2 separate regions of the Homo sapiens genome follow, and region 1 is linked to region 2. Evidence: chromatin contacts called from ENCODE Hi-C or POLR2A ChIA-PET data. All regions are on one chromosome and are shown on one strand. The core of a region is the stretch at or near the end of the contact, and the rest is flanking DNA. Distances in the headings are between cores, read along the strand shown. Region 1 has its middle 45 kb from the start of LYZL2. Region 2 overlaps MAP3K8 (mitogen-activated protein kinase kinase kinase 8).

The links. Hi-C counts contacts between places; a loop is a spot of excess contacts on that map. ChIA-PET counts read pairs that join two places held with the same protein, here RNA polymerase II (POLR2A). Pooled maps may share reads with other maps.
Region 1: a pooled map shows a loop between it and region 2 (2.2-fold over the local background). The contact joins two enhancer-like sites. A Hi-C loop is called at or near these places in 2 of 50 pooled maps. POLR2A ChIA-PET finds 5 or more read pairs at or near these places in 2 of 52 experiments (activated B cell and common myeloid progenitor, CD34-positive).

The regions. Positions count from the first base shown.
Region 1 is chr10:30,582,290-30,586,703 of GRCh38, reverse strand. No RefSeq gene overlaps it. Among named protein-coding and RNA genes, the nearest start is that of LYZL2, 45 kb to the left of the region's middle. Within about 2 kb of position 2,868, at least 30 of the 41 ENCODE cell types and tissues checked have a DNase peak (open chromatin) inside an H3K27ac peak, as active enhancers do.
Region 2 is chr10:30,453,764-30,458,271 of GRCh38, reverse strand. MAP3K8 (mitogen-activated protein kinase kinase kinase 8) reads right to left here. Exons shown (of 9, transcript NM_005204.4): 7 at 36-188. Among named protein-coding and RNA genes, the nearest start is that of MAP3K8, 22 kb to the right of the region's middle. Within about 2 kb of position 1,836, at least 22 of the 41 ENCODE cell types and tissues checked have a DNase peak (open chromatin) inside an H3K27ac peak, as active enhancers do.

The DNA of each region.
Region 1 (4,414 bases), core at 1,619-4,118, 130 kb before region 2:
AGGAATCAAACTTGACTTATAGAGCCAATACAAGCTCCTTGGGAAAACTGGCCTCACACCTTGTCTACACAGTCCCTGTACAGGGTTCCTGACCTTTGGCTGACACAGCAAGAAAGCCCTCACCAGATGCTGATCCCTCAGTCTTGGACTTCTCAGCCAACAGAACCATGAGCAAATAAATTTCTGTTGATTATAGATGGAAAAAAAAAAGGCAAAGGGGATCCTACATTACAGTCCCAGTGGGCAAAGCAGTCAGCCCCTAAACTTCCTATGCAACTCTTGAATCTCCAAAAAAGTTATAAGCAGATGCATCACAAAGAAAACTCTGTCTATGGGGCAATAATCAGCTATCAGCAAATCTTGATACTTTGAAGGTGGAACCCAGGGACTGTGGAAATAAATAAGGATCTTCTAATTCTAGATTTTCTTGAAGGCAAAAACTTTGTGAGGCTTACATAAAATGTGTGACATGGAGTACATGCCCTCTGCTTTCAACAGTGAGGGTCTCTTCAATCTTGTACTAGTCCCTGGAGGGCTTTAGCACCCTCCCAGTGGCTAACTTACGACATTGTATTTCCTAGAATCTAGGCAGGTGTCTCAACCTTAGTGCTGAATAATTCTTTCTCACAGGGCACTGATAATTCTGTGTCTTGTAGAATGTCTAGCAGCATCCCTGACCTCTACCCATTAGATGCTGGCTGCATCCCCACTCAGTGACATTCAAAAATGTCTTCTAAACATCTGCACTAATATGTTTATCACAGCTCTATTCACAATAGCAAAGATATGGAATCAACCTAAGTGTTTAGCAATGGAGAATTGGACAAAGAAAATATGATATATATATCATTATACTATATATAGAATAATTATATATTATTGTACATATAATTGTATATAAAATATTTAACTATTATATATAATATATTAATATAATATAGTATATATAGTGTATACATAGTATAACATATAGTATATATTTATATATTATATTTATATATTATAGTAATATAATAATATATAATATATAATTATTATGTATATAATATAATATATTGTTTATATAATGTAATATATTAAATGTTATTATATATTACATAATATATTATGTACATGTATACTAATATATAATATATTATATAATTATATATAATATATACACACATCATGAAATACTATTCAGCCATAAAAAAGAATGAAATCATGTCTTTTGCAGCAACATGGATGGAACTAGAGGCCATTATCCTAAGTGAAATCACTCAGAAACAGTCAAATATGGAATGTTTTCATTTATAAGTGGGAGCTGAAGAGTGGGTACACATGGACACACAGAATAGAATCACAGATATTGGAGACTACAAAAGGTGGGAGGGTTGGAGGGGGTGAGTGTTGAAAAATTACCTATTGGGTACAATGTTCACTATTCAGGTGATAGGTACACTAAAAGCTAAGACTTCATCACTATGCAAAATACACATGTAAGAAACCTGCACTTGCACCTCTCAAATACCTAGGAACAAAAAATAAACTTAGGCCGAGCTGGGGGTGGCTCACATCTGTAGTCCCAGCACTTTAGGAGGCCTAGATGGGTGGATTGCTGGAGCTCAGAAATTCGAGACTAGCCTGATCAACATGGCAAAACCCCGTCTCTACCAAAAATGCAAAAATTAGCCAGGTGTGGTGGCTCACGCCTGTAATCCCAACTGCTCAGGAGGCTGAGGCAGGAGGATTGCTTGAATCTGGGGAGGTGGAGGTTGCAGTGAGCCTTGATCACGCCACTGCACTCCAGCTTGGGTGACAGAGTGAGACCACAACTCAAAAAAAATTGAAATAAAATATATAAAATTTTAAAGTCTTCAAGCCTGGCATGGTGGGACACCTCTGTAGTCCTAGCTACTTGGGAGGCTGAGGCAGAAGGATCACTTGAACCCAGGAGTTGGAGGCTGCAGTGAGCCAAGACCCTCTCTCTAATTAATTTTTTTTTAAAAAGTCTTCAGACATTACTTATTGCCCTCTGCCCATTGAGAATCACAGATCTGAAGCATTGGACCAGTTCTTGCTGTACTGCTGAGTATGACATCCTGCCTGGGTCCTTGTGATGGCCAAAGAAACACACTTGGTTCAGCCTCACCAGTGAGTCCTTCAGGCAAAACTCAAACCCCAATACTCCAGCTGTCAGGACCAACACCCAGATGTGCCTGAGGAGACACGATCATCTCAGTGGAAGTCTTTGCACACAGCCACCAAAAGCTTATAGCCTGGTAAACCCATCTGCTCACATCACTGGCCACAAAAGCAAGTGCGAGCTACAGACTCCATTGGAAGCAATCATCTCTGGCCTCCTCTATGTCTTCCATTGCCCAAGACCCTGGACACCTCGCTCCAGACCACAGCTGCACAACTGCCGCTGCGCTTTTCATTTTGGTCACTCTCCAGATGGTCCGTCTAGCTTCTTGGCCTGTAACATTCTCATATCTAAGCCCTCCTTCTGGCTACTGTGCCTCCTTTGACTCAAAGGAGAGACTCCTTGCTCCTGTCCCAGCCAGCCACAACTCCCCGAAAAGCAAGGGTGTGTGGGATTCAGACAGAGTTTAAGAAACCAGCAAGAGTACACAGGTGCCCCAGCAGTTTCCATTCCTGACACCGGTAAACAAATCCAGAGGTTCCTTCTGAGCTTCCCACTCGGCTTCAGAAGGGCCACCGGGACTGGGAACAGCTCCAAGAGGAAGAACGGAGGGGAAATGAGAAGAATGTTTGTATTGTTTCATGTTTCACAAAGACCTGTCAGGGTGAGCAGTAACCCACGCCAACAGGGCTTAGTCAAGCAACCAGTACCGGCCAACGGACAGTGAAACTGAAAGGAAAACTTGCAGAGCTTTCGTGGAAAGTCCATCAGTGAGAATGTCCTGGATGAATACGGTGTAAACTGTCTCCCAGGCCCTGTTTCATTTTTCCTTAGATGTCAATGGGAAACCACACATTTGCAGAATCAATTGTTTCTGCTTTCTAGAAGAAAGCGTCCTTTGAGATTAGCAGCATAACAATAAATACGTAATTAAATAAATAAGGAAAAACAATTCACAGGTTCCAAGGATTAGAAGGACAAAAAATAAATAGTGGCTGGATGTGGTGGCTCATGCCTGTAATCCCAGCACTTTGGGAGGCTGAGGCGGGTGGAGACCATGAGACCAGCGTGGTCAACATGGTAAAACCCCATCTCTACTAATAATACAAAAATTAGCTTGGCATGGCAGTTTGCACCTGTAACCTCAGCTACTTGGGAGGCTGAGGCATGAGAATTGCTTGAACCCGGGAGGTGGAGGCTGCAGTGAGCCAAGATTGCACCACTGCACTCCAGCCTGGGTGACAGAGTGAAACTGGGTCTCAAAAAAAAAAAAAAAAAAGACAAAAAATAAATAAGAAGAATAAATTAAAAAATAATAAAAGAAAGAGATTAGCAGGGTGGAAGCAGACGGCACAGAGAAGAGGGGGCACCGGCCCCCAGATGGGCTGTGGGAGCAATGCCAAGGTTGGAGGTGGTGGGAGAAAGGCGGAATCTCTATAGCCTGATAGAGGTTGAAGATGCTTTTGCAAAGCTAGTGTACTTAATTAATTGCGGGAAACAAAGGGTCTTTCTGATCCATACAAAGTATACTTTCATTGGGTAACCTGATCATTAAAAGAGATTTCAACTAAGACAGATGATGAGGACCTTCCAAAAGTCAGTCACTCGACAGACGTCCAAAGTGCCAGTGCCCAGTAAGAACGCACGCTGTCTCGCCCAGGTGGCATGAAACGCCATGAGGCCCTGGAACAAGGGTTACAATTATTTTCTTCTTTAAAAAATTTTTTATTTGTATAAATGTATGTGGTGCAAGTGTAACTTATTACAGGGATATATTGCATAGTGGTAAATTCGGGGCTTTTAGTGTATCCATCACCCGAATAATGTACACCGTACCTATTAAGTAATTTCTCATCACCCCCCTTCCTCTAAGTCTCCAATCTCTATCATTTCACACTCTATGTCCATGTGTGTACATTATTTTATTATTATTATTTTTTGAGACAGGGTCTTTCTCTGTTGCCCAGGCTGGAGCACAGTGGTGTGATCACAGCTCACTGAAGCCTCAACTTCCCAGGCTCAATCAATCCTCCAGCCTCAGCCTTCTGAGTAGCTGGGACCACAGATATGCACCGCCATACCCCAAAGAGATGGGGTTTTGCCATGTTGCCCAGGCTGGTCTTGAACTTCTGGGCTTAAGTGATCTGCCCGTCTTGGCCTCCCAAAATGCTGGGATGACAGGTGTAGCCACCGTGCCCAGCCCTGCACACATTATTTAGCTCCCACTTATAAGTGATCTCAGCCCTTGTTGCTGCTGTTTCTTGAGAAGGGAAATTGAATTTCTAATAT
Region 2 (4,508 bases), core at 587-3,086:
CCCGCCGCCCCCAGCCCTGGTTGAACCCCACTTACTATGTACAGGTAGGAGGGATAGGCTGAGCGAGGGTAGCGCTTCACCCAGGGTGGGGTGCCCGTCTGCATGTGGATGAGCGTGGCCCCCAGGCTGTAGATGTCTGCTTTGGTTGAATGGCCCCTGCACAGGATGACCTCTGGGCTCATGTAAATCTGAAAAAGAAGTGGGAAACATTCAGCTTCATTCCCCTCCTTTGTGTGGGTTTCCATTTCCCTAATCCAGTTCTGGAAATTGGCTCATTTGCCTTAAACTAGGAGAATAATGCAGGCATTCCCCAGGAACCATGCAGCAATTGCTGGAGGTGTCCCTGCAGTCTGATGAAGAACACCTGGCCGGGCGCGGTGGCTCACACCTATAATCCCAGCTGAGGTGGGCGGATCAGGAGTTCAAAACCAGCCTGGTCTCTACTAAAAATACAAAAATCAGCTGGGCATGGTGATGGGCACCTGTAATCCCATCTACTTGGGAGGCTGAGGCAAGGAGAATCGCTTGAGCTCGGAAGGCGGAGGCTGCTGTGAGCCGAGATCGCACCACTGCACTCCAGCCTGGGAGACAGAGCGAGACTCAGTCTCAAAAAACAAAACAAAACAAAACAAAACACCACCTTTTTCTGGTTGATCTGGTGGCAAAGAGCCTAGAACCAGGAATCTATCAGGGACTCCCACTCATCAAAGTTCTGCAGTACACTGATCAGGTGTAGCTAAGTTTTCAACTAAAACGCCAATTCCTTTTATATTTAAATGAACTACAAACAGACTTCTTTATCTGTTTGTCATTACACTGCTAACCTTCTAAATATCTGCAATGATAAAAGGTGATAGAAGTCTATAGGGTATTAACACAAATTTCTTGAAAGGGAAAAACTTAAAAAATAAAGTGTAATATTGTAGAAGTGATTCTAAAGAGTCATTTTTACAAACTATCTGTTATTTTTACCTACTATGTAGCCCAGTGACTAAATATTAAATGCAGCCATATTAACATTGTATAAGTTATATTTGGTCTCATGAGTCCATGCTGAATAAACAGGGCTGGTTTTATAAATAGTTTCTCTAACGAGCATTTATTTCTAAACTTAAGAAAGAAACAAAGAGAGGTGGGGCATGGTGGCTCATGTCTATAATCTCAGCACTTTGGCTTTTTTTTTTTTTCGAGATGGGGTCTCCCTCTGTCACCCAGGCTGGAATGCAATGGTGCGATCTCGGTTCACTGCAACCTCTGCCTCCCGGGTTCAAGCTATTCTCCTGCTTCGGCCTCCCAACTAGCTGGGATTACAGGCATGTGCTACCACGCCTGGCTAATTTTTGTATTTTTAGTAGAGATGGGGTTTCACCATGTTGGCCAGGCTGGTCTCGAACTCCTGACCTCGTGATCCACCTGCCTCGGCCTCCCAAAGTGTGGGGATTACAGGCGTGAGCCACTGAATCTCAGCACTTTGGAAGGCCGAGGCAGGAAGATTGCTTGAGCCCAGGAGTTTGAGACTAGTCTGGACAAGATGGAGACCCCCCATCTTTACAAATTAATTAGTTACCTAATTTAATTAAACATTTTTTTAAAAAGGAACAGAGCAAACACTGGTGACCAGTGATTTGTATTCATGGCTGGTGCAGACATATAGTAGTTAATATCCTGATTATCAGTATTTCGCTTGAAACAGCTTGTACACTGTCTGCCATGTGAATAAGAGAATGGAGGTCAGTGTTTCCGGAACACATTTCAGGGTAAGTAATTAGAGAACTAGCTTACAAAAACCAGAGAAACTGCCCAGTCTCCCCACCCTAACCCTGCTCAACTCCTTCCTGCAAGCCACTTCCGGGCCAGCTTCCTTTTGCTCTCAGCAAACAGGTGAAACTGAGCTCCCGTTCTCAAGCTTTCCCTGCAGCAGAGCCAGAGGACTTTCCAGAAGGACTTTGCTACTAAATATATCACAAACTTAAAAAATTAATGCACAACATTGTACCTATAGTCAACAATAGTGTATTGTATACTTAAAAATGTGTTGAGAGGGTAGAGTTCATGCTAAGTGTTCTTACCACAATCAAATAAAAAAGAAAAAGAAATGCAATGGGTATTATTAACTGTCCATAGAGGATGCCTATCTTCTCTCCTGTACCCCCTCCTCCCTGCCAATAAAGCAAGGATTGGGCGGAGTGCCCACTGCTGGTGTAGCCCACAGGGGTTGTGCAGAGGTGGCTCTGCAGGTTCTATGTGACTGCACGCCTAGGCAGCCTGGGGGGATGGAACATCTGTAAGCCTGGTGGCCTGGGTGCTGCCACTCAGGTAGAAACCCCAGAGCTTCCTGGCTCGGAGCTCTTGTTCCTCAAGCTCTACCAACTACCAGTTAGATCAGGGAGCAGCAGGGCATAATGTTCGAGCACTCTGGCTGATTAGAAGGCATGAAACAGCCCTGGTGGGACCAACACAGGGCTCTCTGAGAGTTCTGCACCCTCGGGGCAGGGCACTGGAGCAAGAGAAAACCTTGATGTCAGCGATCGAACCCTTCACCTTTCAATATGTTTATTAGAAAGGGAAAGAGACCGTGTGTGTGCGTATATGTGCATGTGATGACTATATGTTAACTTACAAAGGTAAAACCAAGCAGACTTAGAAGGATTTTTCAAAAAGGACCAAGTTCTAAAAGTAATTCTGATTTGTTATTCGCATTCACTATGTATTCTCTCTCTGTACCTTGCAACTCAAAAACAGTCTATTCTGTATATGCTGGATTAACCCTGGATGTGTATTACATGGTTACAATAGAATGCTCTGAATACCAATGCTTAGAGAGAGCAATCAAACAGGGGTAACCAGGGTTTGCATTTGGGAGCTATACTGCAGAAATCAGAAATTGTCTATGACTGTGCAGTAGCCACATGATCAAATTCTAACATCAGCCAGTCTGCACAGTTGACTAATTAGATCTCCTGGCTCTTTAAGTAGGAAGGGTAAAAGCAAGCTTGTTGAAAGGTTTCACTGGTCACTTCACAACTTTGTTCATTATCAAACTTCAACTCGTGTGTACTAGGCAGATATTAAATGCAGGCTGATTAGAAGAGAGTTTATATTTATAAACACCAAGGCACAGTTTTGCACTTCACAAAAAGCAATTTGCATTTGCCAAAAAAAACCTGATCCAAATACTACTCAGGAGTAAAATATGTTATTATCTCATATCCATGCATTCCGCTAGACAGCCCCAGAAAGAACACTTCTTTCTCCAATGTTGCAAAATGTTCAACTTCACCACATTGCCAGGAAGAGAAAAGTATTTTCCATCTTTAATACCATAAATAGTTTGTTTTTCAAACTGGTTCCAGGAAAAAGGGTGGTGGAATATTACATATCTGAACTCCTGACTAATGCCAAATATGCTGAAACATTTTCCAAAGAAAACATGTCGTAAGCATTAAGTCTTATTAGACCTCACACTTTGGTAAAGTATTCTTAAGATCTGGGGACTAAGCATTCTTAAAAAAAAAAAAAAAGTACAGCTTCCCTTCTGAATATTGTTCTGCTCAAAGACAACCGTCAAGAATCCTCGCTCGAGCATTTTCAATAATAACTTCAGTAATATTCACAAAAGCAAGGATTTCTTCTGCTGCCCGGGAGAGTGCTGGCTTTGAGAGAGTTGAGAAAGGACTTACAGAATCTTGGCGTTTTTTTTTTTTTTAGGACAAGGTCTTGTTCTATTTTCCAGGCTATGGGTGCAGTGGCATAATCACAGCTCACTGCAGCCTCATCCTGGGCTCAAGCAATCCTCCCACCTCAGTCTCTTGAGTAGCTGGGACTACAGACATGCACCACCATGCCATTTTTACAAAAAGTAAAGTTTTTGTTTGTTTGTTTGTTTACTTTTTGTAGCGATGGGGTCTCACTATGTTGCCCAGGCTGGAAGAATCTGGTTTGAAAGGAAGACAATTTTTTTGTGGCTGCAATCCAGTTCAGTGCAACACGTATACTAGCTAGACTAGACTAAGGGTTGTCATCTGATTGAACACCAAGACTGACCTGGTAATCCTGACATAGAGGTGCAGCCAAAGACCCTCTCTCTATTTCCTATGGGCACTTCCAGCAAAGAGAAGGGCATGGGGCTGAGTGGCTCAGGCAGTGCAGCTTCCCCCGGTAGTGGTGAGGGGCCAAGGAGGCAGCTTTTACACCCATTTACCTTCCTGCTTGCATCCAACCTTGTGCCCATCACAATCAACTGTGAACTAAACTGTTGTGCATGCTTTCTTTCTTTCTTTCCTTCTTTTTCTTTCCTTCCTTCCTTTTTCTTTCTCCTTCCTTCCTTCCTTCCTTCCTTCCTTCCTTCCTTCCTTCTCTCTCTCCCTCCCTCCCTTCCTTCTTTTTTTCTTTTTTTTTTTCAAAAGAGATGAGGTCTGACTCTATTGCTCAGGCTGGTCTCGAACCCCCAGGCTCAAGCAAACCACCCCCACCTCCTTGGCCTTTCGAACGGTTGGGATTACAGGTGT